Linked DNA regions of Homo sapiens: region 1 is linked to region 2. The links are chromatin loops, found by intact Hi-C in ENCODE. Cell type or tissue: B cell. All regions are shown on one strand.

Evidence for each region. Peaks named below come from ENCODE experiments on the same cell type or tissue, not always from the same donor. Only the 100,000 strongest peaks of a DNase experiment are listed, where the experiment ranks them.
Region 1: it touches region 2 in a loop (20-fold over the local background); 13 of 110 quality-filtered maps call a loop at or near these places.

What each region holds. Positions count from the first base shown.
Region 1 is chr7:32,493,767-32,497,766 of GRCh38, forward strand. AVL9 (AVL9 cell migration associated) reads left to right here and starts at 1,723. Exons shown (of 16, transcript NM_015060.3): 1 at 1,723-2,036. The coding sequence starts at 1,944. It also overlaps a transcript of LSM5 not described here. RefSeq lists enhancers at 1,237-1,446, 1,520-2,318, 2,319-3,117 and a silencer at 1,537-2,186. In B cell, no CTCF peak of the experiment used is centred here; a DNase peak (open chromatin) is centred at 1,685; H3K4me3 peaks cover 2,237 bases; H3K27ac peaks cover 1,848 bases.
Region 2 is chr7:33,126,647-33,130,646 of GRCh38, forward strand. It overlaps BBS9 (Bardet-Biedl syndrome 9), which reads left to right and starts at 2,918. Exons shown (of 23, transcript NM_198428.3): 1 at 2,918-3,395. RefSeq lists enhancers at 2,331-2,380, 2,871-2,980 and a silencer at 2,521-2,820. In B cell, a CTCF peak has its summit at 2,424; a DNase peak (open chromatin) is centred at 2,745; H3K4me3 peaks cover 2,013 bases; H3K27ac peaks cover 1,714 bases.

The sequences.
Region 1 (4,000 bases), 630 kb before region 2:
TTGGCCTCAAGTGATCTGCCCGCATCGGCCTCCCAAAGTGCTGGGATTACCAGCATGAGCCACCACGCCTGACCCTCTTTTTATATATATCTTTTTTTTTTTTAGAGGAAATCTCGCTCTTGTCCCCCAGGCTGAAGTGCGATGGTGCAATCTTGGCTCACTGCAACCTCCACCTCCCGGATTCAAGCAATTCTCCTGTCTCAGCCGTCCGAGTAGCTGGGATTACAGGTCTAATTTTTGTATTTTGTACTAGAGAGGGGGTTTTACCATGTTGGCCAGGCTGGTCTAGAACTCCTGACCTCAGGTGATCTGCCTGCCTTGGCCTCCCAAAGTGCTGGGATTACAGGCGTGAGCCACCACACCCGGCCCTTATATACATCTTTAAAAGGTGTTCAATTAGACAGTAATTTTAGCCATGCCAATTGTGGAAAATATCAAGACAGGTTATATCAAGAAAATATTAATAGTTAACACATCACACAGCTGACAGCTCAAAACAGTTAATATATTAAGAAAACAGTTAATATATTCTGCATACAGGGAGCAATATAGTTTTACACAGTTTTCTTAGCCAATGCCAATAATTTTGTAATACAGAAAAGAAATGTATAGCAGCATCTTGAAAAATGTCTGCAGTATTAGCATTAAAACAGTTCTACTGAATCACAGAAACTAAATTTGATTTAGGAAGCCTACTGTTTTTCTCAGCTATGGTTAGATTAGAACAGAGCTCCTTACTTTTCAAGACCAGAAGTGCAAAATATCACAGTTACTGTAGTAATCTCGAATTCTATTTGAAGCAGACACCTATCCTTTAGGTTATTTGAAAACTGTCCTAGATAAGACTTGTTAAATCTTTTCTATAATGCACTTTAAATTGACATGAGATTCACTGCTTAAAAAAGAATTGTAGTACAATCAGTAAAGGAATTAAAAAACCCTGGTGACAACAGAGCCCATATATTTTGTATTGACCAGAGTACTACACCCAAAATGAGATGGAATGAAAAGAATATTCTTATAAAATCGCAGGACTAGAATAATCATTTTACACGTATCCAAGTAAACTTCCTTTGTTGTCAAGGATATTCTGTTTCAGGTTTTAAATGCGTCTCAGATTCCTACACATAATATTTAAACGAAGAAAAAAAAACTCTAGAAAGAAACAAACAAGAATTCTCGAGTAAGCAAGTAATTTAAAGGCTGAATACACAGATACGCAACCTCACCAGTATGCTCCATGTTACTACATATTTAAGAATAAGGACGGGGGCCACAGAGGCAAAGGCAAGGAGGTGAAGGAATCGGACACTCGGAGAGTGAACCGAAAAGATGTGAAAAAGCAAGGAAAACAGAAGAGAAGAGGGAAGTGGGAAAACTTTGAGGAAAAAGAGAAGGCAAAAGAGAAGGAAGTGCTTTGAGATTGAATCCAGGGAGGAAAAAGCAGGTGTGCCACGCCGCACCTCCAGGTCCCGCGGACACCACAGGCTCTGCAAGCCCAGCCGCCCGGGTCACGTAAGCCCCACCCCGCCGCTCCTCGTCAAGTCCCACCCGGACCCGCCCTCCCCCCGCTCCTCCCCCCGCTCCTCCCCGCCCCACAGAGTCGATCTCTCCTCTCCTAGACCCACCCCGCTCCCCCAGGCTCCACCTCGGCCTCTCAGACCCCGCCCCGTCAGGGCCCTCCCGGCCTTGCCCAGCCCTGCCTCGCCGGCGGCGGCCGCCGTGTCAGGTGACAGCCCGGAAGCTGCGGAAGCGGATGAGGGAAGGGCGGCCGTGGCCCTGGGGGCGGCGGGAGCTGCTTTGCCTCCACCGATCTCCCTGTGCGGCCCTCATGTGCTGTGCTCGCTGACACCCGAAGTCCGCGGCTTTCCGCACACGGTGGGGTCGTCAGACCCGCTGCCCTTGGCGGTCGAAGTCGTCGTGCGGGCCCGCGGCGGCCGCCCATGGAGAAGGCCAGGAGAGGCGGGGATGGCGTCCCCCGGGGGCCCGTACTGCACATCGTGGTGGTCGGATTTCACCACAAGAAGGGCTGCCAGGTGAGGAAAGGGCCCGCCCCCGCCCCCAGCCGTTCGGGCGTTCGCCCCTTCCGGGGCCCCCCTGCCCTGCTTCTGTGTGCTCAGCTCGCGTCGTGCAGTCCTCCCCACAGCGCCTGCGACCCTTCGCCTCTCAACCTGACTCCTTTTGCAGCTCCTCCCACCCGCCCCACATGAAGCCCAGCCCCCACAACCTCTTCCTTCTGCCCCTGAAAAATGGTTGAGCAGCGGAGGAGCTGGTTGATACGTGTAGGTTGTAGGTTTTTAACTTCTGCTTTGGTGGAGTGGGAGGAAAGCATCGAAGACCGGCCCCACTCTCTTCCCCGTCCATCATTGTCTCCACTGGCTTTCTGGGTGTCCACCTATAATGGGAGTCTAGAAAAATTCAGTGCTTGGACTCTGCTTTCAAGGTAATAGGCTCAGTGGGCTTGCATACTAATGCTTCAGGTAGCTTGCAGCACATGCAGCCTCCGTAGAAAAATCAGCTTCCTTTGTTTATCTGATGGAAGCCTTGGAATCTCTCCTGTTAGGTACGGTTGTCGATTGACTTTGCCTCCCCCTTCCCATTGGTCCTTAGTTTTGCTATTTCATCTTCTCCAGATTTTGCCTTTTGGTGAGAGATTAATCTCTCCATATCAACCGCAATAAGAGAAAGTGTATTACCAAACCGTTCAAATATAAAGGCGTTTTTCAGCAGCCTCACTGAATCATTAATGCAGCATCTGAAATGGAATATTTGCAATCTATGTATTGAAGGCAAGAGAACAAAATAGAAACAGGATTATTTAATGAGCAAGCAAACACTGGAAGGGAATGATGTCATAATGTGCTAGTGAACAGTAAATTGAAATGCTTTTTTGAAGTATTAAAAATAGTAATTGCCACCACTAGCTAATGAAGCATTTAGTTTCTTGCATTCCACAGGAAATGTAACATTTTAGAAGACTTATTGGCAAAAATTAAGTTCTCTAGGGAATAAGAGAAAAGTGATGGGAGTGAAAAAATCGTGTTTGTGCGTAATTTTGAAATATATCCTCACACCTGGAATGCCAGCACTTTTAGAGACTGATATGAAAGGCTCACTTGAGCCCAGGAGTTTGAGACCAGCTTAGATAACAAAGGGAAACACTGTCTCCACAAAAAAATTAAAAAATTAGTTGCATGTGATAGCGCACTTGTAGTCCCAGCTACTCGGTAGGCTAAGGTGGGAACATCGCTTGAGCCCAGGAGGCTGAGGCTACAGTGACCCTTGATCCCACCACTGCACTCCAGCCTGGGTGAGAGAGCAAGACCCTGTCTCAATCCCAGCACTTTGGGAGGCCGAGGCGGGTGGATCACCTGAGGTGAGGAGTTCGAAACCAGCCTGGACAACACGGTGAAACCCCGCCTCTACTAAAAATACAAAATTAGCTGCGCGTGGTGGCACATGCCTGTGATCCCAGCTACTTGGGAGGCTGAGGCACGAGAATTGCTTGAAGCCGGGAGGCAGAGGTTGCTGTGAGCCGAGATCACGCCATTGCACTCCAGCCTGGGCAACAAGAGCGAAAAAAAAAGTTTTGGAAAGTGTGTGTTACATGCATAAGTCTTAGAATGACTGGTCTAGAATCTGTTCTTTATAACCTGTACATCAGGTGTTTTCAGAGGCTTTAATTAAAGTATGTAAGATTTGCCCCAGGATAGATTAATCAGCTACCTAATTCTCCACTTTAACTATTTTACTTCCAGGTGTAAATTAAAGGTGCATGGCTCATTGAGTTGTGACTCTGACTTAACACGGTTTTAACTTGTGTGAGGGTACTTAGACTGCTCTTCCAAGTATTCAAAATTGCCGTGGGTCATGTTGACCATTAGTTCTTTTTTTTTTTTTTTTTCTTCAGATGGAATCTCACTCTCTCACCCAGGCTGGAGTGCAGTGGAGCTCGGCTCACTACAAGCTCTGCCTCCTGGGTTCACACCATTCTCCTGCC
Region 2 (4,000 bases):
GTTTTAATGTAATTATTTGTATGGCTTTTTAAGCCTTTTGATTATCACTCTGGTTATATAAATGACTTATTTCACAAGTAACTTGTGATTCTGTATTGATACAGTGTTTTGAGCCCTTTAAAAACTTCCTCAAAATCAAATTCCAATTTAAGTTTTTTAAATGTAGAATTAACTTTGGAATTTTCCAGTTGGACTCCTGGAAAGCATTAAAACATATCTTTCTCATCTTTTAGAGGTATTAAATGATTTGGGTTATTTGGTAAATTTTATAAGAAATATTGTCAAACGATAACTGATACTAGATTTTTCTTTTATTTGCATTTATGGGAATATTGTTTATATGAATGTTTGAAAAATTATATAAGTCCATACAAGTATGCTGGGAATGATGGCTCATGCCTATAATCCCAACACTTTGGGAGGCTGAGGTCAGAGGATTACTTATAGCCAGGAATTTGTGTCCAGCTTGGGCAACAAAACAAGACCCTGTCTCTATTAAAACAAAACAAAACAAAACAAAAACAAAAAAAACCAAAAAAAAACCAAGCATGGTGGTACAAACGTGTAGTCCCAGCTACTTGAGAGGCTGAGGCAGAAGGATTGCTTGAGTCCAGGAGTTTGAGATTGCAGTCAGCTATGAATGTGCCACTGCACTCTAGCCTGGGCAATAGAGCAAGACCCCATCTTTAAAAAAAATTCGTACAAATGTATTATATTACCAGTCATAATTCTGGTTATCTTAAAATACTGTATATAATAGCAATAAATAAATGTTCTTCTCAGTTGTTAACTTCATCAGATTTTTAACCATGGCTATTTTAAGTTTTTGTCATCCATATTATTGTTTTGAATTCTTTTTTAAAAAACAGACTCCTGGAAAATATTCTAACAAGTACTCTTTTATTTTTATTTATTTATTTTTGAGACAATCTTGCTCTGATGCCCAGGCTGGGGTGCAGTGGCACGATCCTGGTTCATTGCAACCTCTGCCTCCCTGGTTCCAGTGATTCTCATGCCTCAGCCTCCTGAGTAGCTGGGATTACAGGCATGCGCTACCACGCTGGGTTAATTTTTTGTATTTTTAGTAGAGATGGGGTTTCACTATATTGGCCAGGCTTTTCTCCAACTCCTGGCCTCAAATGATCCTCCCGCCTTGGCCTCCCAAATTGCTGGGATTACCGGCATGAACCATTGTGCCTGGCCCTAAAATATACTCTTAGATTTGGGTTTCTAACAACTTGAAGATCAATGGACAATATAACAATTTCCAGAACTGTAATAAAAAAGTGGGTTCATGAAACTATTAATCAAGATCAGGCAGAACAAGAATTAATTACGTGAGTTTAACTAATGAAGACAATGTTTTTATGATATTATTTCAAATGTTGTTGGTTCTTTACTCAAATAGTTTTTTCCAGATTTAAGAAAATCTTGTCTTTTAAGCTATTTATAATTTACAGCAATTTGATAGAGTATACTTGTGTAAAAAAAGATAAAAACTTTTTTTCTCTTTACTTGATTCCTCCATAATTAGAAAACCATTTGTGAGTCTTCTTATGGTAATATGGTCATTTCAATAAGTCTAATAAAAATCTGCTCTCTCTGTATAGCAGAATACAATTGGAAACTGGTTATATTACCAAGGCTTTGACTGAAAGGTCATTTTTAAAAATATTGAGGCCGGACGCGGTGGCTCACGCCAGCAATCCCAGCACTTTGGGGGACTGAGGTGGGTGGATCGTTTGAACCCAGGAGTTCGAGAGCAACCTGGACATGGCGAAACTCCATCTCTACAAAAAATACAAAAATTAGCCAGGTGTGGTGGTCTGTGCCTGTAGTCCCAGCTTACTAGGAAGGCTAAGGTGGGAGAATCGTTTGAGCCCGGGAGGCTGAGGCTTCAGTGCTTCAGTGAGCAGTGATCCTGTCACTGCACTCCAGTCTAGGCGACCCTGTCAGGGAGACCCAGTCTCAGTTAAAAAAAAAAAAAAAACCCAAAACCCAAAAAACTAAAACTAGAATGGTATTTTCTACTGGGAATGTGGATTTGTGGATTGATGGTGAAATACTGGAAATTTAAAGCCTACACTAGAATCCATTGAAAAAAGCAAACAAGAAAAACTTCAAGGTTGGCTACATTGAATTTGAATGTAAAGATTAAAAAAAAATAAGTAAAAAACAAAAGAAGACATAGATCCAATCCCATATACCAGGAAATGCACTCTAAGGTATATACGGAAAATATATTTAACACATGTGTATCAGGACGCAGGCACAAGTAACTTCAAAGCAGCGCTGTTTCAAATAGTAAAAAAAGGAAAAACTGGAAACTGTTCAAAAGCTTCATCATCTCGATGATCTTGGTCTTCCGCCTCGCCTTCTTCTCCAAGGTGAATATGTACTGGGCCAGCACCACCCCCGCCACCAGGGCGCACACGCTGGCGCTCGCTACCGCGACCACCCTCGCCACGGTCGCGCGGTGCATGGACGGGGCCCTCATGAGTGTCCCGGCAGGAAAAAAACACCGCGATTGGGACTCTCAGAAGCGCAGGATCCCAGAGCACCATGGACAAGCCAGTGACGCCCCGCCCCCACTAGGCCCCACCCACACGCACCGAGGGGAGAGGGCGGTCACGCGGCCGGGGGGGCGTGGCCTGCCCCCGGAGCCCAGGCAGGAGGAGGGTCTTCCTTAAGGAACTGCTGCCAGGACAGGGCAGAGGATTGCAGTAATTATCACTCTCTGCTAATGAGGACCAGGCCGTGGTTCACTCGAGCCCCGCCCCAGTAGCAATCTAATTCCAACCGCGGCCCTCTCAGAAGTCGGTCCCCGCCTTTGCGCCTCAGCCTCTCTGGACTCCAGCCCCCAGAAGTCGGCGCGGCACGGCGTGACCTGCGCAGTGGCGTCCGTTGTAAGTGCTATGACAACAGGGCGAAGATGGCTCAGAGTTAGGCTGGAGAGGGGAGGTGTCCCTTCCGCTGCGGCCGTCGGGTTTCTGCTACATCCCATTCACCGCCTCCTCCATCCTTTCCTCCTCGGTGTGAGCAGCAGGACTTGCATTTGTTCTCGCCTGCCTAGTGTCTTCCAAGGGATAGATGCCGTTTCCTCTGCTGGTCTCTGGGGGTGACGGGGGGCGCAGGGGAGCTTCTTGGGGGAATCACTCCAACTCTGTGGAGCTGGTGGTGCTGCCTGGTGGGGCTCTCTCTTTGCCCGGGACGTGGAACAACTTTCAGCTGGAGGACGAGAGGGAATAGTGAAGCTAAAGGTTGCTTTTCTCTGCACCGTCCGTTCTTGCTCCCTCTGCTCCATCACTGGGACCTTGTCAGGCGTTCATAAAGCAAAATTTGCCGAACGAGGGTTCGCAGAAAGGTGGGGCAGAGCTCATCTGACGTGGCATCAGGTAAGATGGTATGTCTGTTGTTAAACTTCGGGTACATGAATACCCTTTCCATGTTTTATTTTGTGAACAAGATTCTCTAATGCAGTATAATGGTTTGGAGTCTGTAAGGTGATTGATTTCTTAGATGTTTGCACTGAAATAAACAAACACTAGGAGCACAAAGTGTATGAGATTCTGTGAGTACTTTTGAGAAAAAAGGGATGAGAATTTTTAAGGATTCCATTGAGGAATGTCACTTGGAGCATGAGCATCCTCCTGAGACACTTCAACAGGTCTGTGAGTAAATGGGCAAAGCAGTTCCCAGCCTACGACTGAAGTAGGATGCATGTACTAATACCCCCAATCCTTCTAGTAATAGGATTATTGTTTCTCCTCTTGTTACTTGGAGACCACAACAGTTTAGATGAGCTGCGCTGATTTTATCAGCACCTCCTGCCAGTCAAATCCTGCCTTTGACTTCAATTTCCTGGAGAAATGTATTTTTTTGGGTATCTCACTTTTACTTTAAAAATGAAACCGTATCTTACAGGTATACACATCTTACATGTCCTCATTGATAAACAACTTGAAAGATGCTGCAGGATAAGCTATGGGTCTTAAGTTGG